Regions from separate parts of the Homo sapiens genome. Here region 1 is linked to region 2. A link is a loop called in an ENCODE intact Hi-C map of the cell type or tissue named here. Cell type or tissue: right lobe of liver. All regions are shown on one strand. Each heading gives the region's core, and the rest is flanking DNA. Links, peaks and the distances in the headings are about the cores only. Region 1 overlaps LOC112267957 (a long non-coding RNA gene). Region 2 overlaps FOXP4 (forkhead box P4).

What was found. Hi-C counts contacts between places; a loop is a spot of excess contacts. Peaks named below come from ENCODE experiments on the same cell type or tissue, not always from the same donor. Only the 100,000 strongest peaks of a DNase experiment are listed, where the experiment ranks them.
Region 1: a loop joins it to region 2, with 6 times the contacts of the local background. A loop is called at or near these places in 90 of 110 quality-filtered maps.

Annotation. Positions count from the first base shown.
Region 1 is chr6:41,462,197-41,465,102 of GRCh38, forward strand. All of the region lies in intron 2 of LOC112267957 (a long non-coding RNA gene), which reads right to left. Among named protein-coding and RNA genes, the nearest start is that of LINC01276, 39 kb to the right of the region's middle. In right lobe of liver, for the core only: a CTCF peak has its summit at 1,311 (motif pointing right); a DNase peak (open chromatin) is centred at 1,275.
Region 2 is chr6:41,590,658-41,593,563 of GRCh38, forward strand. FOXP4 (forkhead box P4) reads left to right here. Exons shown (of 17, transcript NM_001012426.2): 13 at 564-665. Among named protein-coding and RNA genes, the nearest start is that of MIR4641, 6.6 kb to the right of the region's middle. RefSeq lists an enhancer at 2,322-2,906. In right lobe of liver, for the core only: a CTCF peak has its summit at 1,529 (motif pointing left); a DNase peak (open chromatin) is centred at 1,514; H3K27ac peaks cover 325 bases.

The DNA.
Region 1 (2,906 bases), core at 246-2,745, 130 kb before region 2:
CAGATTCCTGGGGCTGCTTCCATGTATTTCCCAGGCCAGAGGTGAGCACGCAGTTCCTGGCTCATACCGGAGCAGGGTGGATACAGAAAGAAGCAGCAGCTTGCACCGGCTGGAGAAGCTGACAGCTGCCTCTCTGCCCCAGGGCTGCAGAAGCAGTGTGTTTTAGCTATGGCATGACTTAATAGTTAAAAAGCAGGCCCAGCACATGCCAAGGACATAGCTGGTCACACTGGGCACTCAGGCATTCAACCTCCACTGGAGGCACTTGGAGAGGCTCTTTGCCTTCTCTGCTTCCCAGAGCTCAGGTGCCTCAATGGAAAACAGCAAGAAAGGTGCAACCACATTTGCCAATGAGATGGAGACAGAGAGAGGGCTCAGCTGCAGATAGCAGAGTTCAGTTTCTTGCCACTCTTTTAAAAGCAAACTCCACCAACTGATGTGCAGTGAGGCTGGCATTTCCAGGCGCCTGACAGGCTGGAATTAAACACCTGTCCGTTAAACTGACAGCCCCTGGAAGGAAAGTGAGGGAAAGAGAAGGTAGAGGGGGAGAGCTGGAAACCCAACAGCAGGCCGGCTCCTTCCTTGTAGGAGGCATTGTGTGTGCCCAAGAGAGAGTCCAGGATCAGAGTAAGCGGCACCTCTGGGTCCCTGCCCTCTGGTTTCTGAGGGAGCGTGTAGGCAGGCCCACAACAAACTAATACTCAGACCTGGACATTAGGGATAGAGAAGGAGGCCGGGCCAAGGAGAAGCTGAGAGGCTTACCATCATTTGCTCAAAGCTCCAGCTCAAAGGCTAGTTGCACCCTGACAGCCTCCCTGCTCTCTCCTTCCTCACCCACATACACAACATCTTAACTGCTCTGAACCCTTCAGGCACATGCCAGGCACTAGGCAACCCGTCCTGAACTTCCCTGAGACACCTCTTGGGCTGTTGTTTAACATTTGAATGGGTCGGTCCTGGCTCCCCAACTCCCCAGCGTAAGCTCCTAGGGAGAAGGAAGCTTGTCTTTGACTTCAAAGATGCTCCCCTACAGTCTTCAGTGCATCCTAGTGGGTGGGGCCAGTGTGGGGTGATAGGTTTACAGATGGATGGGAATCATGGGTAAATGAACAGATGGATGAGTGGATGGATGCAACACTGATCACTAGGTGCTGTATGTCACTGTGCCGAGGCTGGTTGTTAAAGTTAGTAAGTAGTCGTTGCCCCTAACCAGGGAAGGCCAACCTCCAACCATCTGGGACTTGCTGGACCTCATACCATTCAGCAAGTAAACATTAGCACCCCGCCCAGCAGGGGGCCTCAGGCCCCTGCTCCATTGCTATGACCAGCGTCCATTCTTATTGGTCAGTATACGGGATTATTATTTTAACCAACACTCCTGAGTGGGCAGATGAACAGAGGCCAGGACTGAATGTGAAATTAGATGATTTTAGGGAAGGAAGAACTGGAAGGAAGTAGGTAGGAACTTGTGACAAGCCAACTCGCTTGTCAGGTGAGTGGGTTTTTGTTTCTCACACTCAACCATGACCTTGGGCTATTTAGTAGAACTCTGAGCCTCAGTCTGCTCACCTCTCAAGTGAGAACAGTATCTGCCTTGCCCACTTTAGAGGGTGGTCGTGCCTGGTTGGAATCTGTCCCTCGCTCCTCTAGGCATTATTCTTTGCTCTGCACGTGCCCGTTTCTCTAATAGATAATGAGCTCTTTGCAAACAAGGATGCAGTATAAAACATCTTTATATCCCAGAGCGTGCTTGGTAAATGTTGGTTGAATGGATGAATGCAGGAGTAATGAATGAGTGAATGAAAAAAAGAGCAGACTCTGAAAAGTATAGCAGGAGAGAGTAGGGTGCACATGGGGGAAGTTGTTGTAAGATGGATGGGAGGTGGAGAGGGGGAAGACCAGGGAGGGGCACTGCCCAGTATCAGAAGGGATCTTCTCGCACCCTTGATCAACTCCTCATGTGCCTCCTTCACTACCCTGGTGATGCCCAAGTTTTGGGAGCATGAGGCCAGCATATGTCCTCGTGGGAGAGTGGGCCCCTGAAGGCAGATCCTAGTGTGGGTAGCGCTGCTTCATCCAGCTTCCCAGGGTGCACCACTGCAGTCTCTGTGAGCTCCAGGTATGAAACTCAGGGTTGTCCAATGAAGGGAGAGGGGAAGCACCAGAAGACAAGACAGGGAACCAGAAAGGCTAGAGGAGAAGACCAAGGCTGGAGGAGCTGAGGAGCACACCGACCTTGACTTCAAACCTTGCCCTCCCTCCCCTCACTCTAGTGGTACCATCAACGCATCCCTTCTCAGATCCCCAGCCTGGCTGGCTGCCCCTTCCCAAGTCTCTCTCTGGGCTCCCCTCTTTCTCATATCCAGGGCCTATTTGGAAGGCCAGGGCTCTGTCTCCAAATCCTGCCCCACACTCTGGAATCATCCCTGGGTGATCTCAGCCTCCTCCCAGCTCAGTACACATGATTCAGCGCTTAATTATTTCCTATGGAATAGGATTCGCCGTTTGCTCATGTGCGCATGTGCTGTACGTGAGGGTGCTCTTCCATGTACCCACCACCCACCCATGGCCACAGGAGTTACAGCTGGTCTCTCTGGCAAGGCCACTATTCTTTTTCTTCTCTCTTAGAAAGGAGGTCTTGGCCGGGCACAGTGGCTCATGCCTGTAATTCCAACACTTTGGGAGGCTGAGGCAGGCGGATCATGAGGTCAAGAGATCGAGACCATCCTGGCCAATGTGGTGAAACCCTGTCTCTATTAAAAATACAAAAAATTAGCTGGGCATGGTGGCGCACGCCTGTAGTCCCAGCTACTCAGGAGGCTGAGGCAGGAGGATCGCTTGAACCCCAGAGGTGGAGGTTGCAGTGAGCCGAGATGGTGCCACTGCACCCTAGCCTGGCGACAGAA
Region 2 (2,906 bases), core at 174-2,673:
CTCTCCTTTGTCTTTCCTCCCTCAAGCCCATGATCTTCATGTCACCAATGTTCACATAGTATTCACACTCAAGCATGAACTTACATCGACACATATGTCCTCCCTGATACCCACACAGGCATGTACACCTTCACACACATTCTTTCTGTCACACACACACTGTGCTTAGGGTACCTTTTGCCAAAATCAGGATAAATTCCAAACAGCCTCCACCCCGTGGACATCTCTCCCAAGAAAGACAGGACTGACTGCTTTCACCCTCGGTGCAGGGCCAGGTACTAAAGGCATTTTCTCTCCAGAAGCAGCTCCAATCCTTCTTGTACAAATACATAGCCCTTGGAGGCTCCTGCCCTCTTTATCCTTGGCCAAGCTATAACCAGCCTGTCCCTCTGAGGGGACCCACCAGCCACCACCCATCTTGTTATCCACACATTTCTGAGCAGGTCTTCTCACAAAGTGAACTCGGGGCTAGGCAGAAGGGAGAGGTACTGGGGGAGGGAACCCAGGGCTGTGACCCTTCGAGGCCCAGGCTGACGGTCCCTTTGCTTGTTCCTTCCCCGCAGGCCATCCTGGAAACCCCTGACAGGCAGCTGACCCTGAATGAGATCTATAACTGGTTCACCAGGATGTTCGCCTATTTCCGCAGAAACACTGCCACCTGGAAGGTGAAGCAGGCCCCTTCCACCTTCTGGGCCCCAGTCACCCTTGGACCTGCCATATCCCATGGAGACCAAGGCTGCCTAACAATTAGTTCCCTAAACCATTAGTCCTGCAGAAACAGCCACCCAAGGGCCCAGCCAGGGCTGCATGCCCACGCCCACCTCAGCAGGGGCTGTGGATTGTTCCATAACCTTTTAATGATCCCTTCCTTCCAGCCTGGTGCTGCCTCCTTTCTGGGAAGCAATCCTTCTCTAGGGTACACCCCCAAGGGCCCCAAAGACGCCAGCCCCACGAGGTAGGGCCTCTAGGAATTGCTAATGCCCAAGCTTGATACAGAAGCCTGGGCCGAATTTCACAGAGACCCTAAGGGTCTGGATACCTTGGCTTAAGGTACATGTTCTGAAGCCTGAGGTGGGGCTAGGAAAGCGCAGGTATAGACACACGGATGGACCAAGAGCCGTGGACCACACATTGGGGCACTGACGGCACTCACAGCCCTCCCCAGCTCTGCCATCCCTGGCAGGAAGATAATTGTCTCCATCCAATTAGTCATTTCAACACCTTCAGCCATAAGTTTTCCTGGGAGAGCAGAAGCAGGCAAGAGGGGGACTCTAGAAAAATGGGAGACAGATGCTGGGGTACTAGGCCATTTATTTTTCTATAGCCAAAAGGGGGGTGTGTGTGTGTGTCTGTCTGTCTGTCTCAAGGTGGGAAGGTGATATCTAAATTGGGAGAGTGGGCGGGGCGGGGGGAAGAAGGAGAGAGTGTTCGCCCCTGCAGGGAAGGTTAGACGCGGGGAAGGACTCCCTCTCAGAACCTTAATTGGATCCCTGGCTCTTGAGTCCCCCTGCTGGCCACTGAAGAAACTGCAGTTAAACGGGCTACCTCCCCCAATCCCACTAGGTTTCAACAAGTGTTACTGAACCCCTCCTCCCCACCAGCGCCCAGGACTTGGTGGGGTCTGCACAGTGCCTGCCTACCCTTTGCCCTGGGATTATGCTAAGTGCAGCAGAAGGGACTGCATCATGACTTTCATATGCTCATACCCAATTCCCAAAGCTTGGGAGAGAAGCTGGGAGGCTGTTGGGACAGCTGCTGTAATTGGCTGTGAGTGATGTCATTTTCTGCCAACCACATTCCTGCCCTCTTTCTGAGCCAGCAGGGCTTGCTTGGGACCACCTGGTCCAGTCTCCAACCTCCAAGTCAGTTCAGATACCAGGTTTTTATAAATGATAGAGTCCTACAAACATAAGGGATGATTATAATTATTACCTAATGTTTAATAAAGCATATTAATCTTTTGCCTTTAGGGGTAGTAATATAGAGCCTCCTTTCCATAAGACAGCCTCCTTTTTGGGGGCAAAGTACTGCTAAGCCACCTACCTTCCTTCCTTCCTTCTGTCTTACCTGTAATGCCCTGCTGCAATTTTCTAATTCTCTCTTCTCTTGAGGTCAGGTTAGGTGACCTGGTTTAGGTGACTTCCTTAAACTACTCAGTGACCATCCTGAAGCCACCCCCCTGATATTCTAACCCTGCCGCCCTTGCCCAGCCCAGCCTTTCACATCTCTGTGGTGTGTTCCTCCTAGTTCTTCACCCCCATCTCCCCTCACCTAGTCTAGGGTCCAGTAAGAAGCATCTGGGCTGGGGAAAGTGAACGACTAAGTGGGTGACTTTGCCAGTTAGCAGTGTTCTGCTGCTGCCTCTGTGCCTGAGGCCACTGCCTGAGCCTTCCTCATGGCACAGCAGAATCCATCCAGCTTGAGGTCCACTTTGACCTTCTGGTTTTTTTCAGCCAAATGCATTCATGTTACTTGGGAAATACACCATCTACACCCAACTCTGCTTCCCTTCCACCTCTACTTTCCACTCATTTCTCAGCCCCTCAGGTCATCTCTGCTCCTCTCCCGAATTATTTGTGCTTTCTTCTTTCCCTTCTTCACCTTTGCTGGCTCCCACCCTGAGATACTTTCCACCTCAGACCAGGGCAGAAGGGTTGGGAGCGGGCATGGTGTGGGCCCAGCCAGCTGCCGTTCATCCAGGGACAGAGCTGCCATCTGCCAAGCTGATGGTCCTTGCTGGCCCTCCCCGTGTCCATCCCCTCCCAAGGCCCGTGTTGTGGGCCCGTCCTTTTGTTTACGAAGCCCCTGCCAGACCCCTTAAATTGCCGTTAATGTTTCAGCGTAACGAATTAGTCTCTCATCACGAATCAGGCTTCGAAATGAGGGAAAAAAGCCCCGGTGAGGCC